2 separate regions of the Homo sapiens genome follow, and region 1 is linked to region 2. Evidence: read pairs that join two places in POLR2A ChIA-PET (ENCODE). Cell type or tissue: MCF 10A. All regions are shown on one strand. Each heading gives the region's core, and the rest is flanking DNA. Links, peaks and the distances in the headings are about the cores only. Region 1 overlaps NSMCE4A (NSE4A component of SMC5/6 complex). Region 2 overlaps TACC2 (transforming acidic coiled-coil containing protein 2).

The links. ChIA-PET counts read pairs that join two places held together with the same protein. Peaks named below come from ENCODE experiments on the same cell type or tissue, not always from the same donor. Only the 100,000 strongest peaks of a DNase experiment are listed, where the experiment ranks them.
Region 1: POLR2A ChIA-PET joins it to region 2 with 5 read pairs; 3 of 35 experiments call an interaction of 5 or more read pairs at or near these places.

The regions. Positions count from the first base shown.
Region 1 is chr10:121,942,109-121,958,063 of GRCh38, reverse strand. NSMCE4A (NSE4A component of SMC5/6 complex) reads left to right here. Exons shown (of 11, transcript NM_017615.3): 11 at 805-973. It also overlaps the pseudogene ATE1OSP. Among named protein-coding and RNA genes, the nearest start is that of ATE1, 22 kb to the right of the region's middle. In MCF 10A, for the core only: no CTCF peak of the experiment used is centred there; no DNase peak of the experiment used is centred there.
Region 2 is chr10:122,102,631-122,118,585 of GRCh38, reverse strand. The region is part of intron 5 of TACC2 (transforming acidic coiled-coil containing protein 2); the gene reads right to left. Among named protein-coding and RNA genes, the nearest start is that of TACC2, 120 kb to the right of the region's middle. In MCF 10A, for the core only: CTCF peaks have their summits at 5,188 and 5,775; DNase peaks (open chromatin) are centred at 4,775, 5,215 and 5,815.

The DNA of each region.
Region 1 (15,955 bases), core at 8,043-10,542, 160 kb after region 2:
TAGAGACGGGATTTCACCATGTTGGTCAGGCTGGTCTTGAACTCCTGACCTTGTGGTCCGCCCGCCTCGGCCTCCCAAAGTGCTGGGATTACAGACATGAGCCACCACGCCTGGCTTCAACTTTATTTTTTTTTAATCTATAAATATATCTATAAAATGGAAAGATTTTCAAGCTAGATCATTGCTAAGAATTTTTTTTCTAGCTCAAATTTTCTGATTTTGAGCATTAAAATAAACTTTTTTGTACTTAATGTAAGCACTTAATATGTGCTTCAATTAATTGAAATACTTTTGTTCCAAGTTGTAAAAATATTTTAAATGAAGGGAATAGGCCGGGCGCAGTGGCTCACACCAGTAATCTCAGCACTTTGGGAGGGCGAGGCAGGCGGACCACGACGTCAGGAGATTGAGACCATCCTGGCTAACACGGTGAAACCCCGTCTCTACTAAAAGTACAAAAAAATTAGCTGGGCGTGGTGGTGGGCGCCTGTAGTTCCAGCTACTCAGGAGGCTGAGGCAGGAGAATGGCGTGAACCTGGGAGGCAGAGCTTGCAGTGAGCCTGAGATTGTGCCACTGCACTCCAGCCTGGGCGACAGAGCGAAACTCTGTCTCAAAAAAAAAAAAAAAAAAAAAGAAAAAAGAAGAAGGGAATAAATATGGAATAAATTTAAGATATATAATGTGGATTAACCTGGGCCCTACTCACTGAGGAGGGCTAATTGTTGGATTTAATTTATGTATATTATATGAACTTTTGGTTTATCATTTATAAACTGTTAACCAGCTATTCTTCCCCTTTTTAGGACTCAAATGGATAGTGAAGTCCAAAACGGAAAGCGGCATGTATCGTACATATTGTATGATTCAACATTTTTAAAGGCAGATTGTTTTTAGTAAAATGTAGCTTTTGATAGTTAATAAATTTGTCATGGTTGTCTTTGATTAAAGGAAACTCACCGCCATATTCACAAATAATTGTAGTTGCTCTTTATTTTCTAATTATTGGAGAGTGTCTCCTTTGTCTATTCCTGTCCCAGTGAAAGTTTTACTTAGGTTGTTAATGCCCTGCGGACCATTATGATTCCTTTTACTTCTTTTTTGCCACGAAGCTAGCTAGTCAAGTCAACAAATAGGTTGTATCATATGAAACTGTTGTTTTTATAGGTAAAATACGGTCAAATATGAGTAATTTCCTATGATTCAGCCTCTGATTTACACACAAGAAACTATTAAATCCTCTGGCAAGCCAGGCTGGACTACTTTCCCCAGCAACATCAGCCCTGGTTCCATCTTACCAGCATGCTACTCCATGCTTCTCATCTCGGCTATGCTTTCAAGTCTAGTCAGTTTCTTCTCCCAGTTCCCACTTTGCTATTTCATGTTTTCTCACTGCTTCCCTCTGGCATCAGGGGTAGAGGCGTCTTTTCTGTGGAAGACTCTGGGCTCCAGTGCTTCCTGCCTCCTAGGGGAGCCTGCTCTCTCAGTCATCCCCTTCACCTGTATCTGGAGTTTTCCCTTCAACCAAGCCCATCTCTGATTTTAAAAACATTACCATGACCCTCTTCAAGCTGCTATCCTATCACCTCTTTAATGAGAATCACTTGTCTCCCCTCATGTCAGTCCGTGGCAGTGTGGCACCTCCTTTCCCACTCATTGAGTCTGTTGTATGCCAGCTTTCCTAATTCCTTTCCAAATTGTTAACTCCAGTGGATATATGGCCGTGCATTTGACACTTGGAGATCTATGCCTTGAAACTGTGTATCCTTGATGTCTGTTGCTTTCCCTGGTTCCCCTTTCACAGTCACTGTCATCATTTATGCTGACATTTACACCATGAACAGTCTGACAACTTTGATGCCTAAACTTCTTGAAAATGTTACAGATACATGCAATCAGTTGCTCACTGGACAGCTTGTGGGTTATTTTAGACATGTACAAAACAGCCCTTCAAATCTCCCTAGAAGACCTATACTGGCACTTTTACGACTTTATTTTCTCAGATGGAAAACTAGGATTGCCCCCACCCTCCAAGCCCTTACCTTAACCAGTCACTAATCCCCATCTGATCTCTTCTCTCAGTTTGCCCAGGTTACTACCACAGACTCCAATCTGTTATCGCCTACTTCTGTCCTTCAGGTCTCTTCTGCTTCTTCAGAACCACTTGTCATATTACTCAGATTTCCCATTGCCTTCAAGATTAAAAAAAATCTGAACTCTTTAGTGATGTTCAAAGCCTCGAATGCTCAGGTCCTTTCCCTACATTTCCAGGCCCGCTTCCTCAGGACTCTAAACTCTAGCATTTATTTTTTTGTTAAACAGCTTTAGTGAAATATAACTCACACCGGATGCGGTGGCTCACGCCTGTAATCCCAGCACGTTGGGAGGCCGAGGCAGGCGGATCACCTGAGGTTGGGAGTTCAAGACCAGCCTGTCTCTACTAAAAATACAAAATTAGCCGGGCATGCTGGTGCATGCCTGTAATTCCAGTGACTCGGGAGGCTGAGGCAGGAGACTCGCTTGAACCAGGGAGACAGAGGTTGTGGTGAGCTGAGATTGTGCCATTGCACTCCAGCCTGGGCAACAAGAATGAAACTGCCTCAAAAAAAAAAAAAAAAAAATATATATATATATATATACACACACACACACACACACACACACATATAATATATATTATATATATAATTAACATACCTACAATTTCTATGTAAACTGTATAAATCATTTTTCATCTATTCATAGGGCTTAGCAACCATTACCACAATCTAATTTTTGAACATTTTTGTTCCCCTGACCCTGAACCCATTAGCTGTCACTCTACCTCACCTACCATTCTGACCTCTTACCCCTAAGCAACCACTAATCTACTTTCTGTAAATTTGCCTGTTCTAGACATTGCACATAAATGGAATTATATAACATGTAGTCTTAACACCATAACTTTCTAAGTTCTTGTCTAAAGTTGCCCCCCTTTTTATCTGTCATTTTTCTACTTTCTACTTGTTTCAAACTTTCCTAATTTGAGACACTTAAAAGTGGTTACATTTTGCAAACCAAGGCCATGTTGCTTTTCATTTTGTACCTTTTTGTAACTATTGAACTTACTTTTTTTTTTTTGGGAAGGAGTCTCGCTCTGTCGCCCAGGCTGGAGTGCAGTGGTGTGATCTTGTCTTACTGCAAGTTCCGCCTCCCAGGTTCATGCCATTCTTCTGCCTCAGTCTCCTGAGTAGCTGGGACTACAGGCGCCCGCCACCATGCCTGGCTAATTTTTTTGTATTTTTAGTAGAGAACGGGGTTTCACCGTGTTGGCCAGGATAGTCTTGATCTCCTGACCTCGTGATCTGCCCGCCTCGGCCTCCCAAAGTGCTGGGATTACAGGTGTGAGCCACCACGCCTGGCCAACTATTGAATTTTCTAACCTGTACTTTTTACTTTTTAAAGTTATCAACAGTGGCCAGCGCAGTGGCTCACACCTGTAATCCAGCATTTTGGGAAGCTGAGGCGCGTGGATCACTTGAGGTCAGGAGTTCAAGACCAGCCTGGCCCATGTGGTGAAATCCTTTATTAAAAAATACAAAATTAGCTGGGCATGGTGGCGGGCACCTGTAATCCTCAGAGGCTGAGGCAGGAGAACTGCTTGAACCCGGGAGGTGGAGGTAGCACTGAGCCAAGATTGGGCCACTGCACACCAGCCTGGGCGACAGAGTGAGACTCCATTTCAAACAAGTAAAGATAAAATAATCAACAGTGGTTATTATGAGCTACTTTTTCTTTAAATTTCTGAACTGAAAAATACATGTTATATTTTATTTTTTGAGATGGAGTTTCACTCTTGTCTCCTAGGCTGGAGTGCAATGGTGTGATCTTGGCTCACTGCAACCTCTGCCTCCCGGGTTCAAGAGATTCTCCTGCCTCAGCCTCCTGAGTAGCTGGGATTACAGGTGCCTGCCACCACTCCTGGCTAATTTTTGTATTTTTAGTAGAGACAGGGTTTCACCATGTTGGCCAGGCTGGTCTCAAACTCCTGACCTCAGGTGATCCACCTACCTCGGCCTCCCAGAGTGCTGGGATTATAGGCGTGAACCACTGCACCCGGCCATGTTATCTTTTAAAAATAAAACTTGGCCAGGCCTGGTGGCTTACGCCTGTAATCCCAGCACTCTGGGAGGCCGAGGTGGGCGGATCACGAGGACAGGAAATCGAGACCATCCTGGCTAACGCGATGAAACCCCGTCTCTACTAAAAATACAAAAAATTAGCCTGGCGTGGTGGCAGGTGCCTGTAGTCCCAGCTGCCCAGGAGGTTGAGGCAGGAGAATGGCGGGAACCCAGGAGGCGGAGCTTGCAGTGAGCTGAGATGGCGCCACTGCACTCTGGCCTGGGCGACAGAGCCAGAATCCATCTCAAAAATAAATAAATAAATAAAACTTATCACCTTCCCAAAGCCTTTCTTTTCCTCCAGGGTTTTGTCAATAGTACCTTGTTCTTAAATCAGTTGTCCTGTCTGTTCTCATCTCATGTATTCACAAATCTTTTCCATAGATGTCTCCAACGGCTGGGGAGGAGCCTTATTTCTGTGCTGAGGGTGGTAGGAATCAGGGTGGAATTGTGGCCATGCCTTCCTCCTGTCTCCGCTGCCTAAGAAGTTATCATCCAAGCTCCATTCTCAGTTCCCCCTAAATTGCTGCCCTACTCTAGTCCATATTTTCAATAAAACACTTTATACTGCATAACCGGACGTGCTATTTTTTTTTCTTCAGTGTTTTCTTCCCCACATGAGTTGTAAACCCCTTGAAGTACAGAGGGGCTACATCTCCTGGACAGAGTTAGGGTTTAGGCTTAGGAATATGATATTAAGTTTTAGGTGGATTGGAGAGTACAAGACAATGTGTTTCTGCATAATTGTAACAGGCTTGTACATCCTCTGCTATATTTACTCCTACAGAGAGGGAGCCATGCCGCTTTAGTCAAGATCAACTCAGAGGCTGTGAAATTGTAGGTTTCTGGATTTCTAGAAAAGTGTTGCGATTAGCAATGTTAAAAGAATAATGAAAAGCATAGTGAAGGATGAAGGTGTGTGAGTTAAGACTTTTCAGATTCTTGGAGGGGGAGATTTAAAAATGGCTACAATTTTTTTTTTTTTTTTTAGACAGAGTCTCGCTCTGTCCCCCAGGGTGGAGTGCAGTGGCCAGATCTCAGCTCACTGTAACCTCTGCCTCCTGTGTTCAACCGATTCTCCTGTCTCGGACTCCCGAGTAGCTGGGATTACAGGCACGAGCCACCACACCCGTCTTACTTTTTTTTGTATTTTTAGTAGAGATGGGGTTTCACCTTGTTGGCCAGGCTGGTCTTGAACTCCTGACCTCAAGTGATAACGCCTGCCTCAGCCTCTCAAAGTGCTGGGATTATAGGTGGGAGCCACCATGCCCAGCCCAAAGTTTTTTTGATAGGAGTCCGCTTTCCCTTTCCTTGGATTTAAGCTGGTCTTGGTGACTTATGTGACCAGTAGAATACAGAAGTGATGTTCTGGGACTTGTGAGGCTAAGTCATAAGAAGCCTTCTAGCTTCCAACAGGCCTCTTGGAATACACATTCGTGGAGTCGTGAGTCACCGAATAATAAGTCCAACTACCACGTGGCACTGAAACCACATGGAGAGCTGCAAATGAGAGATGGGCCAGGGAGGCCCAGCTTTCTAGCCTTCCCTGCCAAGGGCATGTGGGGAAGCCATCTTGGACCCTCCAGATGAGCCCAGTCATCACCTGAATATCCCCAGGCAGCTCTGGTGGTACCTCATGGGACAGAAATGTCCAGTTGAGCTCTGTCTGATTTCCTGACATAGAACTGCGAGATATAATAAAGTGGTGGTTGCTTTAAGTCACTAAGTTTTAGAGTTGTCACACAGCCAGCTGAAACACTTGGAAATACTGTGCTTGTGGCTTTTTTAATTTTTGCCAGTTTGATGCACTTAAAAAAACCAGGGGAGTATATGTTTTATTGCATTAATGATTAAAAGTATGCTAGTCTAAAAAATATAAAATAATTTAAACCTTATTTTTTTCTAGTTGACTTCTCAAAAATGGTGGCATACTCAAGAGCTCCCTTCAGAGTGGTTTCTTAATTTTATACTCTCTTTTTTCTTATTTCTCCATCAGAATCATCACTTTCCTAAGTGCTTTCTGGTAAGGTTGCAAAATTGGATAAGCTGTGACCCATTCAAACTCTTTCACCTTCTCTTTTTCCACTTGAGATTTTAGGAAAGATGGAACGGGGCTGGAGCGCTTCTGAGCGTGTCTTTGCTTTGAGTTCTCTCCCTCAGATCATTCGGTCTTGGTGTCCCTTCATCTGTTCCTTTGTCCATGCCACCTTGTGCTTACTGGTTTCAGTTTTGTGTGTTTTCTGGATATTTTCATGCTTTCCATCCTTTTCCCGTGTTAGTATTTTAGGGGAAAGTATTTCACTGGGAATTCTTTGAGGGAGCAGTCGGTGTTTGTGGTCTCTGAGGCCTCTGGTTTGTTCAGCCTGGTATATGTTTCTTTGTAAGACTCAGTTCCCTCTCAGGCACTAGATAGTCCCATTTTTTAGTATCTTCTGTTTTCTCACGTTGTGATCTCTTTTCCTCTTCCTCTATTTTAGTTTCCCATTTTGGAACCATATTGTATTTCCATGCTTCTTCCATCATCATTTCTTGATGCTATTGATAGTAGTACGCCTCTGCTTTAGCAAACTGGAAATCAGAAGACACGGCCTTAAGTTTATGAAGTGTTTCATTCTCCTGCTGAAACTTGTGGACTAAACAGTTTCCTCACTTCTGAAGAATGGACACCACCTAGGCTGGGCGTGGTGGCTCATGCCTGTAATCCCAGCACTTTGGGAGGCCGAGGTGGGTGGATCCTGAGGTCAGGAGTTTGAGACCAGCCTGGCCAATATGGTGAAACCCCATCTCTACTAAAAATACAAAAATTAGCTGGGCGTGGTGGTATACGCCTGTTGTCCCAGCTGGTTGGGAAGCTGAGGCAGGAGAATCGCTTGAACCTGGGAGGTGGAGGTTGCAATGAGCCGAGATCGCACCACTGCACTCCAGCCTGGGCGACAGAGCAAGACTCCATCTCAAAAAAAAGGATGGACACCACCTAAACCCTTATGAAAGGGAAGTATTAGAACATTTTAAGTTGGATGTCCTTTATTCTATTTCCATGGTACAGATCTAAAACTCCTACACCATGTCCCAGTTAGGGACACTTTTTTGTTTTCTTAGATGGAGTCTTGCACTGTCACCCAGGCTGGAGTGCAGTGGTATGATCTCAGCTCACTGCAACCTCCGCCTCCTGGGTTCAAGCAATTCTCCTGCCTCAGCCTCCTGAGTAGCTGGGACTACAGATGTGTGCCACCATGCCCGGCTAATTTTTGTAATTTTTAGTAGAGACAAAGTTCCACTATGTTGGCCAGGATGTTCTCGAACTCCTGACCCCAAGTGATCTGCCCGCCTCGGCCTCCCAAAGTGCTGGGATTGCAGTTGTGAGCCACCGTGCCCAGCCCCACATACCTCCTACACTCTCCTCCTGCAGTGTTCCCTCCTACCTGAGGACTTTGCCGTAGCCTTCCCTGAGGAATCAGAAGCAGTCCCTCCGGAGCTCCTCCCTCCTCGCTGCCAGAACCACCACCTTGCCTCTGTCCCAACTCTGCCTTCCTGCCTTTACAGAGGAAACGCTGCCCCTGTGCCTTTCCAAAGCCAAGCCTTCCACCTGTGCTTGTTGAGCTTCAAGACTCAATTTTGCAATTATCAGATTCCCTTTCCCCAAAATCTCCCTGCTGCTGGGTCACTCCCATCCACATACAAATAGGCTTCAGTATATGTCATCTTTAACAAAAGAGGAAAGCTCTTCCTCTATTGTACACCCTGCTCCGGTTTTTACCCGCCTTTTTTACTCCTCTTCACAATATAATTTGAGTAGTTACCTGTGTTCCTTCTCCATTTTCTCACCTCACCTTTTCTCCTCAATCCACTTTTGCTGGGTTTTCATCCCCCACCCCCTTTTCCCCCCACTACTTCACTGACTGCTCTTGTCTAGGTCGTCACTGGTTTTTTTCTTTTTTTGAGACAGAGTCTTGCTCTGTCACCAGGCTGGAGTGCAGTGGCACAATCTCGGCTTACTGCAACCTCCGCCTCCTGGGTTCAAGCGATTCCCCTGCCTCAGCCTCCTGAGTAGCTGGGACTACTATGGTCCTTATGTAGACCACTCTTCAATTTCAGCTTAAACGTCACTCCCTCAGATCTTCCACAAACTCTCTCAGAGAAAACCTCATCCTTCCATGACACTTACAGTAATTTATGCTGTTTGTCTAATATCAATGCTCCTCACTAGACTAAGCACCCCTTTGTGGGGGCAGGGGTGGTTATTCTCTGTTCAGTGCTGTCCGGCCAGCACCATTGGTGCTCACTGAACCAAATGCTGAACTAAACAGGCAGAGAGCACTTTCCCTCGAAACACTTGGGCCCCTTCTACCTCAGGGATAAGCTTTTTATGATTATGATTATTACTGGCTCCAAACTCCATGGTAAATGTATTTCCTCACCTGAATCTTCTTTTCTAATGGGGAATAGGACCCTACTGCAATCTGAGGGTCTTGAGTATTTTTAGCCCAGGCCAATCTAGAAGATCAAAAAGAGAAATTATACTAGGATTTGGAGAAAGGTTTCAGGAAACATGCTCTAGTGTGAATTATATTAGGGAGTTGATTTGGGACACAATTTCCATGTATAGCAGAAGGCATTTCTCTCTGCCAACAGGCAGGACTCTATGGTATGTTTAACTTCTGTCTTTGCCCGAAGGAAGGAAGGAATGCACTCTGATAAAATTTGAATAAACAAAGAGAGCCGCATTTTGTTTGGGGCTGAAACTGTCAGAAGTACCTTTATATTAACACTGGACAGAGAAGACCATATTGCTATTTCAAATATCACAAACCACTGTTTTTGTATATTATTGCTAGGACAAAGAACTTAGCTTTGATGAGAAAAGTTTTCAAAGTCGGTAAGTACAAGAAAACAAGCAAAAGTTGGTATGTACATTTTAAGTGCAGTTATGTGCAAAGTTATTAGCAAGCAATATAATTTATAAGCTGTCATTAATTTCCAACAACAGCTATCTAACATCTTTCATGATTCTTGACAAAGGTTTACATTTTAAACTGGTAATAAAACTGTATGACAAAAGTTTTTTAAAATTTAATGCAGAAAAATATAGCTGAGAAATATGTTACTTAGGATAGAGAACAGTCATGTTTAAGCATCCTGGAGACCTCTTCTTAATCTGATTAGTTAGTAAATAGGTTCTATGTTTAACAACCTGCGTTATAAATATTTTGTTTTCTTTGGTTTCTCTTAGCAAAATAAGGGAAAGATTTTGTAAGACAGAACTGGAAAAAACAAAAGACTATTTGTCTAGTAAGTATTAATAAAGCTAATTTCTTAAAAAGACAGACTCATAATACTGTTTTATATTTTTCTTTTCTAAGAGGTTCTTATATTGTTTCCATAGCAACATTTATTGAGTTTAGTATACACTAGGCATTACACTATGAACTTAAATGGATTATTTTACTTAGCCTTCCAAACAGTCTTATGAGATAGGTCTTTATTATCCCCTAATCTTAGCAAAGGGACTGAGGCTATGAGAGGTTTCATGACTTGTCAAAGGCCCCAGGAGTAGTTTCAGAGTCAAGATATGTGCCTACATGACTCCAGAGCTCATCATTTTCATCCTTGGGCTATACTTATTCTCAGATAGCTGAATATTCTCTTGCCCAAAATAGCAGGAAAATAATACCTACTGTTCCTCTGCACTCAGCCTCAATCATTCGGAGTCTGTCACCAAAGACTCAGATCCTGTTTGTTGATCCTTCGCTAGTCCCGTTCCACTTCCTCCTCATAGCACCTTGAGTCACTGCCTCATGCTGTTATGACGCCTTTTGCTTCCACCATTGCCCTATCAATTGCCAGCTTTATATACATCTTTGCTCCTCTCTCTCCAACTCTCAGTGTCTGCTCTCCCATGTTCTAATCACTCATTCTCTATTCTGCAAAGCACTGTTTTCCAGACATTAAAGTTTCTGACCCTCTTTCAGACTTTCAGCTACCTACTATTGATCCTTCAGGATGCCTTGGGCTGATTTCTAAGGCAACCAGAAGCAGTCACAAGCTTTTCTGTGTGTCATCGCTATCCTAGACTGAGACTACTGTGAGGCAGTATGTGAAGACATAGTATGGTTGGCAGGGAATGGGCTTCACTCAGTGTAAGCTGGGCTGAATGGTCAGAGAGAGAAGCTAAAAGGGGCTGTGTTTCAACAGGCACAGGCATCCCATCTCAGTGCAGAGAAAACAATGTAAAAGGCAATGAAAGCATCTGATTTGCTTTTCTTTGGCATATATGTTGAGTATTCTCCATGGAAATGGAATCAGTGTAAACCCTTGGAGAGGATGCTGTATGCATATTCACAGTAGTTGGAGGAGGCTGGGTGAGTGGGCAATTGGCTTAGTCATGTGGCCTCATCATCACTTAGCTGGGGTGTCACTCAGCTAAATACTAATGCTGGGGAGGTTTTAGCTTTAACACACTTTAATATATTTTTAGTCACATATTATTTATGTTGATAACTGGTCTTTAAAGATAGGAAGCAGGCCGGGCACAGTGGCTCACGCCTGTAATGCCAGCACTTTGGGAGGCTGAGGCGGGTGGATCACAAGGTCAGGAGTTCGAGACCAGCTTGGGCAATATGGTGAAACCCTGTCTCTACTAAAAAATACAAAAATTAGCCAGGCATGGTGGTGCGTGCATGTAGTCCCAGCAACTCGGGAGGCTGAGGCAGGAGAATCACTTGAACCCGGGAGGCAGAGGCTGAAGTGAGCCAAGATCACGCCACTGTACTCCAGCTGGGGTGACAGAGTGACATTCTGTCTCAAAAAAAAAAAAAAAAAAAAAAAAGGAGGAAGCAGGAAGCAAAAAAGGTACCAGTGTTGAAATGTTGAAATACAAATGAATGAAAATGATTCTGTATATTCACTTCAAGATACTCTCTACCATGTATGCAAGCTGCATTCATCCAAAGTCATCATGTAGCCCAATGAGACATCTCTAGTTCTTTAAAACAAATGTGAAAAGGAGAAAATACAGTAATTAATTACCTGGATTCTTACTTAGGAATTAAATCTGTCCCTCCCAAAATGTGCCATGTGCAGAGAAGTGATTCAGACTGTAGCCCAGCCAGATGTGGTGGTTTATGCCTATAATTCCAGCACTTTGAGAGGCCAAGTGGGAGGGTCACTTGAGCCCACAGGTTCAAGACCATCTTGAGCAACATAGTGAGACTTCTATCTCTACAAAAAAAAATTTAGGCCAGGCTCAATGGCTCATGACTGTAATCCCAGCACTTTGGGAGGCTGAGGCTGGCGGATCACCTGAGGTCGGGAGTTCGAGACCAGCCTGACCAACATGGTGAAACCCTGTCTCTACTAAAAATACAAAATTAGCCGGGCATGGTGGTGCATGCCTATAATCCCAGCTAGTCAGGAGGCTGAGGCAGGAGAATTGCTTGAACCCAGGAGGCAGAGGTTGCAGTGAGCCAAGATTGTGCCATTGCACTCCAGCCTGGGCAACAAGAGCAAAATTCCATCTCAAGAAAAAAGAAAAATTTAAAATTGGCCAGGCTTGGTGGCATGCCTGGGGTCCCAGCTACTTGGGAGGCTGAAGTGGAAGGATTGCTTAAGCCTGGGAGGTCAAGGCTGCAGTGAGCCGTGATTGTGCCACTACACTCCAGCCTGGGCAACAGAGTGAGACTCTGTCTCAAAACAAAAACAAAAACAAAAACAAACACCCAAAATCATATTCATAAATAGTTACAAAAAGTAAATATATGGCCAGGCGCAGTGGCTCACACCTGTAATCCCAGCACTTTGGGAGGCCGAGGTGGGCAGACCATGAGGTCAGGAGTTCGAGAACAGCCCGGCCAATATGGTGAAACCCCATCTCTACTAAAAAATACAAAAATTAGCTGAGCATGGTGATGCGCACCTGTAGTTCCAGCTACTCGGGAGGCTGAGGCAAGAGAACCTCTTGGACCTGGGAGCCGGAGGCTGCCATGAGCCAAGACTGCGCCACTGCACTCCAGCCTGGGCGACAGCATGACACTCTGTCTCCAAAAAAATAGGAAGCAAAAAAAATACCAGTATTGAAGTACAAATGAATGAAAATGATTCTGTCTATTCACTTCAAGATACTCTCTACCATGTATGCAAGCCGCATTCATCCAAAGTCATCGTGTAGCCCATTGAGACATCTCTAGTTCTTTAAAACAAATGTGGGCCAGGCGTGGTGGCTCATGCCTGTAATCCTAGCACTTTGGGAGGCCGAGGTGGGCAGATCATCTGAGGTCAGGAGTTCGAGACCAGTCTGGCCAACATGGTGAGACCCTCAACTCTACTAAAAATACAAAAAGGTAGACAGGCGTGGTGGTGTGCGCCTGTAATCCCAGCTACTTGGGAGGCTGAGGTGCAAGAATTGCTTGAACCTGGGAGGCAGAGGTTGCAATGAGCCAAGACTGCGCCACTGCACTCCAGCCTGGGCAACAGAGCGAGACTCCATCTTAAAAAAAAAATGTGAAAAGGAAAAAATACAGTAATTAATTACCTGGATTCTTAGGAATTAAATCTGTCCCTCCCGAAATGTGCCATGTGCAGAGAAGTAATTGAGACTGTAGCCCAGCCAGATGTGATGATTTATGCCTATAATCCCAGCACTGTGGGAGGCCAAGCGGGAGGGTCACTTGAGCCCAGGGATTCAAGTCCATCCTGAGCAACAGAGTGAGACTTCTATCTCTACAAAAAAAAATTTAGGCCGGGCTCGGTGGTTCACGCCTATAATCCCAGCACTTTGGGCGGCCGAGGCTGGCGGATCACCTGAGGTCGAGGAGTTTGAGACCAGCCTCACCAACATGGAGAAACCTTGTCTCTACTTAAAATACAAAATTAGCGGGGCATGGTGACGCATGCCTGTAATCTCAGCTAGTCAGAAGGCTGAGTAGCCTCCTGTTGGTGAGCCAAGATGGCGCCACTCACTCCAGCCTGGGCAACAGAGTGAGACCCTGTCTAAAAAAAAAAAAAAAAAAAAAAACCCCAAAACCCAAAAAAACAAAACCAAAAAAAACTATAGCCCCCCAAAATAATATTCATAAATAGCTATAAAAGTAAATACATGGCCGGGCGCGGTGGCTCACACCTGTAATCCCAGCACTTTGGGAGGCCGAGGCAGGCGGATCACGAGGTCAGGAGATTGAGACCATCCTGGCTAACATGGTGAAACGCCATCTCTACTAAAAATACAAAATATTAGCGGAGTGTGGTAGTGGGTAGTCCCAGCTACTCAGGAGGCTGAGGCAGGAGAATGGCGTGAACCCAGGAGGCGGAGCTTGCAGTGAGTGGAGATGACACCACTGCACTCCAGCCTGGGCGATGGAGCGAGACTCTGTCTCAAAACAAAACAAAAAATTAGCTAGACGTGGTGGCACGTGCCTGTAGTCCCAGCTACTCAGGAAGCTGAGGCACGAGAATCGCTTGAACCTGGGTGGCAGAAGTCGCAGTGAGCTGAGATCACACCACTGCACTGCAGCCTGGGCAACAAAGTGAGACTCCATCTCAATTAACAAACAAACAAACAATACATGTATTTTATGCTTTAGAAAAGAATTTCAAACATCAGGTCATGTAATGGTTCAAAAGCATTAAATTACGTTTCATTCTACATTTTATATTAACTTGATCTCCAAACCAAACATAACACCATTTTAAAATTGATAAAAACCATGTCACTCAGATTTCAAACTCATGTGATATTAATTCAGCCAAAATTCTTATACATCTATGACCTGACGGGACCATAGGATACCACAAGCCCCTTTCATTCATTGGCTAAGAGTCAGGCATTGTGTGAAGTGCTAAAAGGCAGCCTCTTATTTACCCTCATGTGAAAAAAGAGAAGCCTCTTTTTTGATAAAGAAAAATATGCAGTCCTGAGTGTAAGCCTCCCTTTAAGTAATCAGCTTAAATTAAAATAACACTTATATAAAGAAAATCACACGGACCTAAAATTACTTTTTATTTAAGTACTATGTTGTAAATTGTTTCTCTTTTCTGACAAGAGAAACTAGACCAGAGAAAGAATATTTTTAAGCCAGTAAAATAAACAGAGAACTTTTCTGATAGTAAATCAGGTTGAAACAAACTATGAGCAAGACTGGGCTTTGCTCTGTAAGTGAAAGACTGCCTGAGTTGTGAAGAAAATGACTCTGATCTTCACACACCTAAATTTTAATCCTTCATAAAAAATCATGAAATGTGTTTAAAGAGTTATGGGAAGTCCTAGCTCATGGAGAAGATGGTGGTGATTGAATGGAAAGGGTTGTTAACCCCTTCTCACATAAAGTGAACTTGATATGAACTTCACAGTAAAATGCAAGAGCAACTTTTGGCATTGGAAACAGCGCCTTGCCTGCTGTCTCCATTTTGCAGAAGTCTGAGTGCATCCAATGGCATCTAAACACCAAACACGGACCCCTCCAACAATCCTATGAGGTGATAGGAATATCATCCCCATTTTACGTATGAGGAAACTTTAAGAGAGTTAAGTGACATGTTTAAGGCCACAAAGATGCTAAGTGGGAGACTGCAACTTAAACACCAATGTCTAAAAACAAAGCCTGTGATCTCATGCATATGCCATCCCACACAACCTTGGAATATCAAAGGAGTGGCAACAGTCTACTTTTGGTGAACTTACAATCCAAGTAGGCGGGAAAGAACTATATGCAAATATATCACAAGTGTAATAAAGGGGTAAAAATGCATTGCTTACATATTGAGAGATAACAAAGGGCTGGAGTCTTTAATGTGAGGTGGAACTGAAGACAGAGGCCTTCTTGGAAAAGGAAGTGCTTCTTGAAGTAGATTGAGAGCACAATCTGAGCAGAAATGTGGGAATACTCCTGAGACCAGCCAGGAGATGACTCAATCAAACTGGTTGTTAACAAGAGGAAGTTACACAAGCCAGAGTACCACATACACAGGGGGATGCTGGAAGCCAGAATATAGAGTACAGTATGGGGAAGGGACACTGAAGCCAGGACATGATGCAGAGGAATCTTGATGACTTTCCAAAACAAATAAAGACTCTGAAATGCTGTTAACAGCAAAGTGATTAAAAAGAAGAGATGCTTGATAAAAGATCCTGAAACCATAGGGCCTAGAAGCAGAGACAGAGAATTGGGCTGGTACACTAGAGGTGCAAGAACCTGGTTCTAGACCAGCACTGTTCAACAAAATTAGAATGTGAGTCACAGATGTAATAGAAAATTTTCTAGGAGTTTAAAAAAATAAAAATAAATAGGTGATTTAGTTTTAGTGATACGCTTTAACATAGTATATCCAAAATATTGTCAACCAACATGTAATCAACATACAAAGATTTTACACTGCTGTTCTTTAATCAACTTTCTTTTTTTAGAGCAACTTTAGGTTTACAAAAATATTGACTGAAAAGTACAGAGAATTCCTACATACCTTCTCTCCACAAGTTCCTCCTATTATAAACATCTTGTATTAGTGTGGTACATTTGTGATAACTGAGGAATCAATATTGATACATTATTATTAACTGAAGTCCATAGTTTACATTAAGATTCACTCCTTATCTTGTACCTTATATGAGTTTTGACGAGTATATGACACGTGTCCATTATTACTGTTTCATACAGAATAGTAGCACTGCCCTAAAAATCTCATGTCTGTACCTATTCATCTTTCCATCCCTCAATACCCTGAACCCCTGGCAACCTCTGATCATTTTACTGTCTCCAGAGTTTTGCTTTTGCCAGAAGTCATATAGTTAGAATCATATACTATATAG
Region 2 (15,955 bases), core at 4,704-7,203:
ACAAAAAGCAAAGCCTTAGAGCCTATAGTTCAAGAGAGGAGACGATTCATTAACTGATTCAACAAGAACTGACGAAAATCTGTTCTGCCAAACACAATACAAGGTACTGAGGATGCAGAGAGCAATGACGCAGGGGTTGTTAGCCGTCAGAGAGAGACCTTGGCACACGGCTGACCACAAGACAACCTGGGAGTTCCAGAATGCAGAGTCCTGGGCCAGCTAAGTTGCTGGGATGAACCAGTTTCAGTCAAGGTAAGAAAGGTAACGTCCAGGCTGGGCGCGGTGGCTCACACCTGTAATCCCAGCACTTTGGGAGGCCGAGGCGGCCGGATGGCCTGAGGTCAGGAGTTCAAGACCAGCCCAGCCAACATGGTGAAACTCCAACTCTACTAAAAATACAAAAATTAGCCGGGCATGGTGGCACATGCCTGTAGTCCCAGCTACTTGGGAGGCTGAAGCAGGAGAACAGTTTGAACCCGGGGAAGCAGGGGTTGCCGTGAGCTGAGATGGCACCACTGCACTCCAGCCCGGACAACAGAGTAAGACTCCATCTCAAAAAAAAAAAAAAAAGAAAAAGAGAAAAACAAAGGTAATGTTCAATCTTTTCCTGTTCTGTGTGAAGCAGGGAGCCAGAAAGTAGGAGCCACAGCAAGCCCAAGGGATGGAGGGAGGGGTGTCCTGGGTATAAAAGGAGGAAGAAAAAAGATCCTATTGATGGCCATATGGCCTAGCTGCTTACTGTCTCTTGTCAATTTAGAATGTGCCCCACTGGGGGAACAGTCATGATATGAAACCAACCCCCCATGCCCTCAAGGAGCTTCAGTGCAAGAATGCTAGCCAGGAGCCTTCTATTCTAAATGATGCAGACACTAGAATAGCTCCTGGACCTCAGAGGACCAAGCGTGGACACAACCACAGAATGACAAGAATTAGCGGGACTGTAAATAACCTGAGATGAGCCAATGGGGCAGCTGCTTTCTCTTTCCATTTATTTCTCCCCAGGTCAGCAGACCTAACAAGAGCCCCATATTCGTGTGTTTGTACTTATTTTCTAGGCAAAATATAAATGAACAATTAAAAGAGAGGGTGGCAGCTGGGTGCGGTGGCTCACACCTGTAATCCCAGCATTTTGGGAGGCCGAGCTGGGCAGATAACTTGACAGCAGGAGTTCGAGACCAGCCTGGGAAACATGGCAAATCCCCGTCTCTACTAAAAATACAAAAAATTAGCCGGGCATGGTGGTGCACACCTGTAGTCCCAGCTGCTGTGGAGCTGAGGCAGGAGAATCACTTGAACCCAGGAGGCAGAGGTTGCAGTGGGCCGAGATCACGCCACTGCACTCCAGCCTGGTGACAGAGCGAGACTCTGTCTCAAAGAAAAAAAAAAAAAAAAAAGATTTCTAAGACCAGAGAGGTTGACCTCTCCCAGGAGCAGAGGAGAAACTGCGGCCCTGAGATTTGAGGGACTTGATTTAATGTTGTGAGCATGCTGATTTTGCTGCTGGTGGCAAAATTTGAATATATATGAAATACTGTAACAAATTTAAATCATTACAATAAAAGTATTAATGATAATAGCAGTCATAAGGGCCACTCACATTGTGAGCACTTCTGTTTGCCAGGTGTTGTGTGAAGGGCTTTGCACTCACTCACTCATGCAGCAAGACGGTCTCAAAAAAAAAAAAGAAAGAAAGGAGAGTGGCAAAGCAAGGTAGGATGAACAAAAAGGAAGCCGAGACAACCAGCTCATGGACGGCAGAGTCAATACACAGCTTCTAAATAAGGAAGAACTGCGTTTCATAGTATGTCTCCTGGTTTGCATTTAAAAACAACACTAATGCACACAGGCTACAGCAGGTGTTAGGAAATTGAGCTCCCCTAAATCAGTACTTTTAATCATAACCAGATGAAAAATATGAACACCACTGACTTTCCATTTGCACAGCCCTTTACAGTTTGTTTATCAAGTATATTCATGTGCATGACTTCACTGGCCTCCCCAGCTTCGAGAGCCAGGTGGGCAGGGATAAGCGGCCCCACCATCCACGAGAAGGAAGGTGACTCAGACAGTTCACAACGTCACGACTTGCTCAAGGTCACACAGCTGGTAAGGGGTAGGGCAAGAACTCCAATATAGGATCTTTGTCTATAAATTCTGGGCTTTCTCAATACTGCCCTTCCCCAACCTAAGGAAAATAAGTCTTGGGGACTTTGCTTTATCTCAATTAGCAGCCATGAATACACTTGCAAAGTGACAGACTGAAACTCTATAACACTGTGGATAGCGGACAGAGGGATGGGGACAGAGCTGACACTCAACACATCTGAAATGACACCTCCATTACAAAGGGTCGGCTGCTCTACATTCCCTGGAGAATTTCACTTGCTCCTCTGTTTTTCAGATGCATTGCTCTGCAAACTTTGGTTTCCCTGGGTCTTCCTTCTCAGGCCTCTCGTTTCTCCTGAATGATTTCATAATCCTCAACATGTTCTGTCATCGCAGGGAGTTGATGTGAACATGATTACTGGGGTTATGAACCAAGGACTGCGACCTCAATAGGGGAGAGGCAGAAAAAAAACACAGCTAGCCACCAAAATGGATTTCACAGACCTTGGTCACAAGGGGATAAATGAGGGCACCCAGCCCTGCAGCCATCTCTATGCTCCTCTAGCCAGCACTAGTTACTGATTTTATTGCCAGCTTCCTAAACCACCTCCTGATCATCTGTGCAAAAGTTGCAAGGACCTGCTAAACCCCAGCTACAGTAAATCCAAGAACGCTTCGCTTTTGGCTATGGAACCAAGTCCTGAAAAAAAAAAATACACCCACACATGCATGTACACATATGCACATACACACACACAGGTGCTCCCCATCAAGCCCTCATTCTCTTCCAGTCTCATCTACGCTTACAGCCCAGAGCTGGGCAAGCCCAGAGACCCTTTCTTTCATCCTCCCAATTAGAACTGTCTCTCATGATTCCTCAAAGCCTGGCAGCATCCTCTATTGAGATGCTATTGGCATTGGGGTGAGGCAATTCTCTGCTGTGCAGGACTCTCACATGAGAGTGACCCTAGCCCTCCCCCACTAGACGCCAATAGCATCCTCCCCAGTCACTGGGACAACCAAAAATATCCTCCTAATAGCAGTTCCCTCCCTAGTCACTGGAACAACCAAAAATATCCTCCCACATTTCCAGACATCCCCTCCTGGGGCATTATCCTTCACCACAAAGCCTGCCCCATATGTGCATGCTCAGGTATCTCACACACACACACACACACACACACACACACACACACACACACACACACTCACCTACCTACCTCCTTGAAGGTGGGGGCTGTGTCATTCAATTCAACCACCATCTACCTCCCAGGCTCTGTGTTACTCTTGTGGCGTGGCATTGTGAACCAGACATATCCTTCCTCAAGCAGTGTCTGTCTCCATAAAAGCATCAAACACAAATAACCAGGATACAAAGCCGAATAAAACCAACGAGGCCGCAGGACTTGGCGCAGAGAACACCAGGGCAAGTGTCTGCGGTCTGGGGTTGGAGTCCTACCTTGATGTGTGGCCCTGGCCAAGACCCTGGACTTCTTTGAGTCTCTCTTTTCGTATCTGTAAAACGAAACCTTGATCTTTAACTTTCCTTCTTGCTAAAATATTTTAAATGTTCAAGCACGTTTCTTGAACATTATTTTTTTAAGAGAGAAAAGAGGACGGCTGGAACGGAGAGACAAGGGGCTAATCCTGTCTAGGTTCCACAGAGGCGGCAGCATTTGACCTGAAGATTTCCATAAGGCAGTTCCATAACACCGGTATATGAATAACTATAATACAAGCAGGTCATATTCCATGATCACACTTCTGAGGCTTGGGATGTAACTTTTGATGAGAGACTAGTGACTCTGGGTAGCTGAGTTGCTGTGGCATTTGCACAAGGAGGGTGGCTGCTGGCCTATTTGCTGCTCCGATTTCCTTCCCGGAGAATTAGTCCCAGGCAGAGCCTGTGAGAAAGAGCCCCGTGGGAATCCACTCACCCGCCTGGCTCAACTGGTCCCATTCTCAGGAGGCCCTCCCGCCTGGCCTGAGAAGGGAAAGCCAGCTGCTCCGGGAGGGAACTCACTGTGCAATTTTCAACAAAACCCTTCCTCTAAGTTCCATCAACTGTCAACCCTAAAAACACTGCTTAAGATTCAACTGTTAATCTGCACGTGCATCTCACAGACCAAACACTGCCTCACGTCACAGTCCCGGAAAAAAAGTCATTTCCAGATATCATGGAAACGGCTTTTAAAATGTGGCCTCAATAAGGAATCAGAGAAGTAAGAATGGGGAGAGTTCTCTCCGGTAACAGAGCCGCACCTTCCTCTGGCATAGCACAGGAAACTGCCCTAGGATCCTCAATGTCCCACGTCCTGTGACACGAGGGCCCCCCATCCTCTCCAGCCGCCCCTCCTTAGGCCCCGCTTCCATTTCCCCTCCACAATGTCTATTTCAGCTGTATTTCAACCCGCTATCACATTCTCCTGTCCCAGCATTTGACAGAGCCTGAAGATAGCAACAACAGTAACAGTGATGATGATGAAGCCATTTTAAGAAAAGACCAGGATTGAAGAGGACACCTGGCCACAGCGTGGTGTATTCGGCGCTCGGAGCCTGGGCAGCAAATCCCAGCGCCCCGACACTGGATTTCGAGGACACCCCGAGGCAGAGGCGCACTCTGCGGCGGGAGCCAAGGACGCGGAGGGGACGCTCGGGCGGGTCACGTGTTGCGCCGGATCCCCGAAGTGCGCTCGGCCCTGCTGACGTAACTATTCGAGAATTTAAAAGTCCCAAACTCGGAGGAAATCCAGCGCAGAGTTTTATGGCTAGTCCACGCGCCGTCGTGGCCCGCCGGGGATGCCCCCACGCGACCCAGTAGGACCACACGAGCTGGGAAAGAGCCCGGTGGGAAGGCGCGGAGGCCCCCAAGGGCGGGACCCCAACCCTGGCAGGGAGCCTGGTCACGGGCGCCAACCACAACCACGCGCGGGGACCCCAACCGCGAGCGGGAATCCCAGCCACTGGCGCGCGCCCCGAACCACGGGCTTTGACCCCCGCGCTCCCACTCAAGGGAACCAGGCTCCTGGGCAGACACTCTGGGGCCCGCGGTTTCCCCGCAGCCACACTCCTCTGCCAGCAGGGGACCGAATGTGCAGTTAGCCACTTTTCCACCCTCGGCCAGTCCCTGCCGGGGAAAGCCGAAATGAGCTTTGGCCACTTCCAGTACGCCTTTGTCTGGGGGCCAAGGTCCTTCGGGCGCCCATCTTCTGACCCCGGCCGCCCGCCCGTGGCCCCGGCACTTACCCGCCCGGGGAGATAGGGGATGGCCCGCACGGAGCCGCCTTCGTTCGGAGTCGCAACTGCCAAAGAGCCCGGGGGCGCTGGGTTTTCCGAGCCCGGTGGCGGCGCGGCGCGTGGGGTCACCACGGTCCGGTGCGGCCCTGGGACGCAAAGTTTCCCGGGACAACGGCGCAGGGCCGGCGTGGCTCCCCGAAAGGCTCGGGAAAAGTTGCAGCACAAAAGGCCAATGACTGGGCGAGCGGCGGCTGCCGGGCCAGGCTCCTCCCCCAGCTCTGGGCTCTCCGACCCGGGGCAGCGCTCGGCCAGCTGCTCGCGCAGGGCGCCCGCCGCGCTCTCCTCCCCGGCCAGGAATGCGCGGGGCCGGGCGCGCCCAGACGCACCGAGGGGCCCGCGGCCGCAGAGCGGCAGGCGAGAGACGCACGGACCGATGGACGCACAGCCCGGCCGCTGCTCCTGGAGGCGCTGCAGACTTCCAGGAGTCTCTGAGTCATGACAACTTGTTACTGTTCTTAGTTTGTCCACGGCCTTCCCACTACGCATGGCAACGCCGGGAAGGCTGTGGCGTGAGAACGGACTGGGAAGGTCAAGTACCGGCCAGGCGGCCCGCGCTTCCTCTGCGGGGCCGTTGCCCGCCTGAGGCTACCCAGGAGCCTCAGAAAGAAGCTGGGGGTGAAATGGTGCCTCGCTTGTTCCTGGAGCCAAATTCCGGCCCTTTTTTCTTCACCTGTGTGGTATTAATGGCGCTTAACCACAGAAACAGCGCGGGCTGTGCTGGACAGTTTGCAAAACTTGACGTGCGTTCTATTTGGCTGTTGCACACTCTGAAGTCGGCAGAGGCTAAATCCAAACCAATTCCAGCTGCCATATTTCTAGGAGTTATGTATCTATTGGCATGTGAGGTCTGTTTTCCTTTAAGGGCCTAACTAACTCCTTCACTGACATGGACCTCACACCCAGAAGTGGTGCTTACCTGCCAACACCATGGCATATCACCTTTTCTCTAGAAATTTCTGCAGCTAGGCCCCAATCATGAAGAGCCCGTGACTATATATAGACAGCAGGCTTCCCATTTTTAGTGTCACAGAAAGCACTGCTATAGATTATATACTCAGGGACCAAAGGGCATGAGACTCAGAAATTACTCAGCACTTCCTTTCCTCCTCTTAAAGAAACAGATCTTACGAGCCCCTAATGAGGATTCTCTGTAGAATAAAGAAATAGACTGTTACTGCCTTCTGCGAAAATATTGTTTTTTAAATAACGCAGTGCTTCTAAGAGTCACATTTTTTATGGAAACTTAAATAGATTCCTTGTTCACATGCTTATCACAGGTTTCCTCGTATCGTATTAATGTGTCCATTTTACAAGTATGATAACTGAGACCCAAATAGGCTAGTTTAAATGTATACCATCTGCTGTCGGTGAAGAGAGAATGGAAATGCCCAGTCTTCAAGGTTCTTGTGCCCTATAATCCCAGCACTTTGGGAGGCCGAGGTGGACAGATCACGAGGTCAGGAGATTGAGACCATCCTGGCCAACATGGTGAAACCCCGTCTCTACTAAAAATACAAAAAAAAAAATAGCTGGGCATGATGGTGTGTGCCTGTAATCCCAGCTACTCGGGAGGCTGAGGCAGGAGAATAGCTTAAACCAGGGAGTCGGAGGTTGCAGTGAGCCGAGGTTGCACCACCGCACTCCAGCCTGGCGACAGAGCGAGACTCCGTCTCAAACAAAAACAAAAGGTTCTTGTGCCCTGTGGGTCATATCCATTTGTGGTAAAAACATACACCACTCACCACCATGTAAGCTCCAGCACCTCAACTGGGCAACGAGCTAAGATGAACTTGAGGTGCCATCCCGTTCATGTGAAACAGCCCCTCCCAGTTGACAGATGCACATCCTTCAAGACAGAGGAAGGTGCCACTCTGTTTCGAAATCTACTGGTAGGTCTGTATGGTTGGCAAAAGGAAGGCCCCGGCAAGATGGCCACATCTTCATCCCTGGAGTTGTGAATATGTTAAGTTACATGACAAGGGGAATGAAGGTTGTAGATGGAATTAAAGTTGCTAATCACCTGACTTTAAAGTAGGGAGGCTATCCTGGAGTATCCAGGTGGACCCAATGTCATCATGAAGGTCCTTTAATTGGAAGGAGGAGGAAGAAGAGAGTCAGAGAAAGAGATGTGGCTATGGAAGCACAGTGAGCGAGAGATTAGAAGATGCTGACTTTGAAGATGAAGGAAGGGACCACGAGCCAGGGAATGTGAGTGGCTTCTAGAAGCTGGAAAAAGCACGAATGTGGATTTTTCCTCGAGGGCTTCCAGAAAGGAACACAACACTACCGAAACCTTGATTTTACCTCAGTGAGACCCATGTTAGACATTTCACCTACACAGCTCCTAGTAAAATAAATTTGTGTTGTCTTAAGCCAAAATTACTAGTTTTGTGGTAATTTATTATGGCAATCACAGGAAACTAATGCAGTAGGTACCTGGTTATTACTGTGACTTAATCCCTTCTTTGAAGGATTTTAAGAAGATAGCTAGGATTTCATTCACATCTCCAGAGTCTAAGGTCATTCACTGCAGGAGAACCACTCTGGTCGAGGAAGGCTGACCTCGGCACCTCTGTGAGGAATGACTGAACTCAGGCAGTGCAGTGGTCTTGGGCAGCCAGCATTCGGACACAGCCATAGTCCCATGTAGGACCAACTCATTAGAAGATGAAGTCAGGGGCTCCTAATATCATACAGTACTGAGCCTCAAATCCTGCCACACGACAGAAATACGTCGATATCAGAAACTCTCGGCCAACCCACACATCTCTGATCCTAGCCACGACCAGAAATCTTGCCTGGATAGTGAACCTAGAGCTACAGTAAATGTGCACTGCCATCCCCTCCTGCTCCAAGTCAGGGTAACAATGCAGTAATGGTACAGAGGAGGAAAGATGCAGGCTTGTGCGGTCTTGGGATACCTGGAATCTACTGAAGACTGACTTGCAGGCAGCAACACGTGCCTTAGAAATTGCATCCATGGCTGAATCTTTACTTCCCAAGGATTCTTTTTGCCTGAGTACCAGGCTATGGTTCTGCATCAGGGTGGTCTATATATGTGTTTACAGCAAGGCCCTAGTACAGTAGCTGCTAAACTATCTTCTGCAGAGTCCTAGGGTTTCTGGAGTTATCTTAAAGGCATCCATAGCACCTGCAAAGAGAGCTGTTTGACTTTTGTCATATCTTTAAGTTCTACATAAGATTTTGTTTGGAGAAGAGGTTCATTCGGAGGGAAGGGGAAAAAAAGAAAATGTGAAAACACACTAATTTTATAGAGAACTTATGCTGAAACCCAAAGAAGGAGATGGACTTACCCAGGGTCAAAGGCGGCATAGCGACAGAGCAAGCCCCTGGAATGCAGACTTTAAAAAACTTAAGTGGAGAGAACCGGATAAGGCACCCTATGTATAACACCCAGATCCAACATGATCAAATTATGGCTAATTCCATTTTATCCACAATCCCACTTTCCCTCTGCTACCCAGATTGTTTTGAAGCAAATGCCAGATAGCATCACTGCATCAGTTAATATTTCTGTCTGAATCTCTAAAGGCAAGAGCTGGAAAGGGAATTTCTGAAGTCAAAGTCTTCATTCTTCTTGGGCCCCCAGCCTCTGCTCAACAGGACTAGCATTGCTGAAGGGACATCTATGACATGAAAATATCAATAGGAGACAACCACGAACCCCAGGCTGTGGGACTGAAACTCAGTGCCAATAAGACTCACCGGGTTAATGTTAAAATGCAAATTCCTGGGCCTGGCTCCCGGGCATTCTGATTCAGTACGTCAGGAAAGGGGTTCAGAAATGTGCATTTTATCAGGGAAATGCAAATCAAAACCACCTCATTCCTGCAAGAATGTACTCTCAAAAAATTAAAAAATAATAGATGCTTGTGTGGATAAGATGAAAAGGGAACACTTTGAATGTAAACCAGTACAACCACTATACAAAACAGTGTAGAGACTCCTTAAAGAAGATCTACCATTCGATCCAGCAATCCCACTCCTGGCTATCTACCCAGAGGAAAAGAAGTCATTACATGAAAAAAGATACTTGTACATGCATGTTTACAGCAGCACAATTTGCAACTGAAAAAATATGAAACCAGCTCAAATGCCCATCAATTAACAAGTGGATAAAGAAAATGTAGGCCAGGCGCCATGGCTCATGCCTGTAATCCCAGCACTCTGGGAGGCCGAGGTGGGCGGATCACGAGGTCAGGAGTTTGAGACCAACCTGGCCAACGTGGTGAAACCCCATCTCTACTAAAAATACAAAAAATTAGCCAGGCGTGGTGGCGCGTGCCTATAATCGCAGCTACTCGGGAGGCTGAGGTAGGAGAATCACTTGAACCCGGGAGGCAGAGGCTGCAGTGAGCCGGGATCGCACCATTGCACTCCAGCCTGGTGACGCAGCGAGACTCAAGAAAAGAAAAAAAGAAGACCGGGCGATGGCTCACACCTGTAATCCCAGCACTTTGGGAGGCCGAAGCAGGTGGATCATGAGTCAAGAGATTGAGAACATCCTGGCCAACATGGTGAAACCTCGTCTCTACTAAACATACAAAAATTAGCTGGGCATGGTGGCACGTGCCTGTAATCCCAGCTACTCAGGAGGCTGAGGTAGGAGAATCACTTGAACCTGGGAGGCAGAGGTTGCAGTGAGCCAAGATCGCACCATTGCACTCCACCCTGGGTGACAAGACTAGAACTCCATCTCAAAAAAAAAAAAAAAAAAAAGAAAATATGACATACACATATATATATACACACACACACATAGAGAGAGAGAGAAAGAGAGAGCGCGCGCGCATGGAATACTACTCAGCCATAAAAAGGAATAAAATAATGGCATTTGCAGCAACATGGATGGAATTGGAGACCATTATTCTAAGTGAAGTAACTCAGAAATGAAAAACAAAACATTGTATGTTCTCATTCATAAGTGGGAGCTAAGCTATGTGGACACAAAGGCATAAGAATTATATAATTGGCCGGGCACAGTGGCTCACGCCTGTAATCTCAGCACTTTGGGAGGCTGAGGCGGGTGGATCACGAGGTCAGGAGATCGAGACCATCCTGGCTAACATGGTGAAACCCCATCTCTACTAAAAATACAAAAAATTAGCCGGGCGTGGTGGTGGGTGCCTGTAGTCCCAGCTACTCGGGAGGCTGAGGAGGGAGAATGGCGTGAACCCAGGAGGCGGAGCTTGCAGTGAGCCAAGATCGCACCACTGCACTCCAGTCTGGGCAACAGTGAGACTCCGTCTCAAAAAAAAAAAAAGAAAAAAGAAAAAAAAAATATATATATATATATATAATGGACTTTGGGGTCTTGGGGGAAAGGGTGGGAGGGGGGTGAGGGATATAGACTACACACTGGGTACGGTGTACACTGCTTAGGTGGCAGGGGCACCAAAATCTCAGAAATCACCACTAAAGAACTTATGCATGTAACCAAACACCACCTGCTCCCCAAAAACCTATTGAAATATATATATATATATGTTTTAAAAAAGAAATGTGCATTCTAGCAAGCATATTTTAAATAATTCTTTTTTAAAAAATTATTATTATTATTTTGTTTGTTTGAGACAGAATCTTCTCATTTTCTCACCCAGGGTGGAGTGCAACAGTGTGATCTGGGCTCACTGCAACCTCCGCCTCCCAGGTTCAAGCGATTCTCCTTTCTCAGCCTCCCAAGTAGCTGGGATTACAGGCACCTGACACCACACCTGGCTAATTTTTGTATTTTTAGTAGAGACGGGGTTTCACCATGTTGGCCAGGCTGGTCTCGAACTCCTGACCTCAAGTGATCCACCTGCCTCGGCCTCCCAAAGTGCTGGGATTAGACGTGTGACCTCAAGTGATCCACGCGCCTCGGCCTCCCAAAGTGCTGGGATTAGAAGCATGAGCCACCGCACCCAGCCTGTAGATAATTCTGATGGAGATGCTTTTCAGAGCACACTTGGAGAAATTGAATCGAAGTTTTATGGCCAGCATTATTGGTTGCTTTCAAAACTGCTGTTCTTCCTCCTTGTTTCCTTACTTTTGTTTAAATAATTGGGTTAGGCATGGTCCTGTTACACACCCTTGGCCAATGAAACAGAAGAGAAAATCAGCAGGCCTTCTGGAGATAGTTTTCTCACTCTTTGGAAGAGACACAAGACAGCATGGCTCCTGACCATCAGGGGTCTTCCTGCCTCTTGACATTGTCATGCGAGGGCGCAGTGCCTGGAGCTGCTGCAGCCAGCTTGAAACGATGAGGGGAGCATCTGGCCACACACTGAATGTGGGTAGAGAGGAAAATGAAAAGGGCCTGGGTCTTTCCTCAATGATGTCGCTGAACTAATGAATTACACAACCTTGGACTTCCTGCTGGTGCAATGATAAACCTATGATTGTTGAAGCTTTCTTGTATTGGGTGGTCTGTTACTTGTAGCCAAAAGCATCTTCAAAGGGCTGTCAACTGTGGTGCTGAGAAGCACTCATATGGTAGATACTAAACCTAAGGCTTCAGAAAGGAATGAAAGACCACAAAGCACATCATCATTTGCCAAAGGAGTCCTGCAGAATACAAAAGGCAAATCAGTGCCTAGGAAGTAACTGTGGCCCTGTCCACCAAATAATGCTTTGCTATGCATTTGCAGCTTCCTTTAAAATTATGTTGTAGCAACAATACTTTGCTTTTGCTGAGAAGTGGAAAGCCACATAGAAATGAGAAGCCAGGCTAGAAACCTGTGCTCAATTTGCCTGACACAGAAATAACCATTAATGGTTCAAATACCCACCAGCATCTGCAATCACCCTCTGAGTGCCCATATGGAACTGAAAAAATGTGAAATTAGCCCAAATGCTCATCAATCAGTAAGTGGATAAAAATGTTTAAGACAGGGGCCGGGCGCGGTGGCTCACACCTGTAATCCCAGCACTTTGGGAGGCTGAGGTAGGCAGATCACCTGAGGTCAGGAGTTGGAGACCAACCTGGCGAACATGGCAAAACCCCGTCTCTACTAAAAATACAAAAATTAGCCAGGCATGGTGGTGGACGCCTGTAAACCCAGCCACTGGGGAGGCTGAGGCAGGAGAATCGCTTGAACCCAGGAGGCGGAGGCTGCAGTGAGCCGAAATCACACCACTGTACTCCAGCCTGGGCAACAAGAGCGAGACCCCATCTCAAAAAAAAAAAAAAAATGTATATGTATATACATACACACACACACACACACACACACACAGAGAGAGAAAATGTTTATGACAGGCCAGGCGCAGTGGCTCACGCCTGTAATCCCAGCACTTTGGGAGGCTGCGGCGGGCAGATCACCTGAGGTGAGGAGTTCGAGACCAACCTGGCCAACGTGGTGAAACCCCATCTCTACTAAAAATAAAAAAAAATTAGCCAGGTGTGGTGGTGGGCACCTGTAATCCCAGCTACTTGGGAGGCTGGGGCAGGAAAATCGCTCGAACCCGGGAAGCAGAGGTTGCAGTGAGCTGAGATTGTGCCATTGCACTCCAGCCTGGGTGAGAAGAGCAAGACTCCATCTCAAAAAAAAAAAAAGTGTTTAAGACAGGACGCTACGTGGAAAGACAGGCACATGCTGGAGAGGCAAGAAGCAGGAATACGGAACCAAAACACCAGCAGACACCAGGTACAGTCAGAGTTCAGAGCAGGAAGAACCTGAGGTTATGATGTATATTAGGGAAAGTAACTTCAGGAGGCTGAAGGAAACCTCCATTCCATCGAATGGCTCACTTCTGCCCCACTGGATCAAGGGCCTCTCCCCTGATCACTTCCCCCTCCATCCCAGACTGCCAATGCCCAATTTCATCCCTTATCAATCCTGGGAAATGAGGCCAGAGACTGGAAGCATCCAAGGCTGGCTGGGTAACTGACAGGCAATATGTGATGCGGAAGGTCAGAGGCCAAACACTCCCCAGACACAGAGCATACTGGTTCCTTGCTGGGAGCTGGGAGTCTAAATCAAAGTTCATACATCTGATTTGTTGATGGGCATCCAAAGAGAAGCTTCGGAATGCTGGCGCCCTGAGTGACAGCACACTATCTTCACAGAATCACGGAGCGTCCTGTTAGGGGCACCCATGCATGCCAGACAGCATGAACTTCCCTAGACTAAAGGAGTTTCATCTAGTTATTCAAAGTCACTTATCAAGTGCTGCTACATCCTGGCCCTGTGCAAAGCACTAGGGTTAAAAAGTGAGATGCAACATGGTTCTTATGCTTACGTCTATCATCAGATAACGATGGCTACCACATGACAGGGATGGGAAAGGAATATTTTAACCAGCGTTGGAAGAGGTAAGGGGAGATGTTCCAGAAGAGGGAATAGTTAAGCTGAGTTTTAGAGGATAAGTCAGTGTTACCACGTTAGGATTTCTCAGATTAGAGTATTTCAATAGTTATGCATTTACATATTAGGAAAAAGATGCCATGAGCACACCAACTCATAACTTCACAGACATTGACTAGTAACACAACGAAATAAAAAATGAAAGCTGAGCCTGGTGGCTCACTCCTGTAATCCCGGCACTTTGGGAGGCCAAGGCAGGAGGATCAGTTGGAGTCAGGAGTTCGAGCCCAGCTGGGCCAATATGGTGAAACCCTGTCTCTACTAAAGATACAAAAAAATTAGCTGGGCGTGGTGGCAAGCGCCTGTAATCACAGCTACTCAGGAGGTTGAGGCAGGAGAATCACTTGAACCTGGGAGGCGGAGGTTGCAATGAGACAAGATCGCACCACTGCACTCCAGCCTGGGTGACAGAGCAAGACTTCGTCTCAAAAGAAAAAAAAAATCATAAAATAAAAATGAAGCCATTTTTAATAAGTAAGTAGATAGAAAGATAGTAAGTAGATAATAACACAAGTAGTGTACAGAGATGGTAAATGTCATGAATGTGGCCCATGAATGATTGACACTGGTGAAACATTGAGCTGAAAAAAGAAGAGGACATGGACCAGAAGAGAGAGAGAATATTCTAGGCAGTAAGAATTGACTCTCCAATGCCTTCTAATAAGGAAGTATATGATTAAGTCATTCATCAAGTATTTATTAAGACCTACATTTTGTTAGGTACTTCTAGGAGCTGCAGAAACAGCAGTGAAAAGACAACATCCTTGCCTTCATAGACAATGCCTTCTAGATAAGGACAAAAGGCCATATTCATTAAATACCAAATAGAGGCAAAGTCACTTAGGGCCATGAGCTGTTTTAGTCTTATAATGCCTGTGTACTGTCTCTTGAAACAGAGCATGGTCTCCATGAGGTCAGGAAACCAAGCCTTCCTGCAGTGCTCACCAGGCAGCTGGTCGGCTGGGCCTCCACTAGGTTGACCCCAGTCCAGTGCTCATCGTCCTCCATCCTTCCTCTCTCCTGCAAGACAAGACCCCCGCCTCCAGGCCAGCCTCCCTCAGCTCTACAGCTCAGGACCACCTTGCCCCATGACGCTCTTCTTCTCCCACAGGACAGTATCTCAGGGATTCACTCAAACACCAAGAATTCAAACTGAAAGGGTATGTGGGGCCTAGAAGATGACCCCATCATCTGCCAGCTTTGAAGAGTGGCAAAATGCCATCCACATGCCAACTTGCAGTGTGCCTCCCCCACTTAATAACTGGTAAAAGAACACCAAAAAGGTAATTTAAAAGCTTTTCTAAAATAACCACAATAATATTATGCACCATTTGTGAGCACTGGTCACAAAGATGGCCCTCTGCTAAGTGGCTCCCATCTCTTCTCTGCCTTAATTCTCTTAATGAGCCTATGCAGCAGGTACTGCTGTTGTCCTTAGCTGGCAATGGAGGAAGCAGGCTTTGAGTGGTGAACTCACCCGGAGGCCACACTGAGCAGTGCCACGGTTCATACATAGGCTCTGTGTGTGCAGAACTCAAACTCCTAACCAGTCTACAGTGACCACAGCTAAACTGTGGGTTATTTCTTATATACTCTAGACATGTCAGGAGGGGAATATGACATGAGGAACCCAGCCATATCATAGGAATTCAGCCCTCACACTCATAAGATCCATTTCACTGGTGAACTCTGAGGAACTTTCCTTCTTTCTTTCTTTTTTTTTCTTTTTCCTAGAAGGAATAGTGCTTTAGTCTTCTGAGCTAAGTCCTCACATTCCATGATGGGCTGTACAAGCAGCAAGATACATTCCTGAACTGCAACCCAGCAAAACTTGGTTACAGGGCGAGGAGGCATATTTGTAGAAGGGATTCAAGCCTCCTAAAAATTCAGCCATTACCTCCACCCATGCTAAGAGGAAATGTCAGCCTGAACCCAAAATATACACAAGGAAATGTGTGGGGGCAGCTCTGCACACGGCTCTCAGCCTCAGCCAGAATTTCTAGATGTGGCCTCGGCATTTTCCCTGAGGGCACACAGAGCCCAGTTCACACAAGCCAGGTCTGCACTGCTCGGACAGACGTGTGTTCCATGAGCCAAAGTGCTGACGGCTGGTCTCACAAGCCAAATGTACCTGGCCAGGCTCTCCCAGGGGCCAGTGTGCTCCTGCACTTGAACTTGGCCTA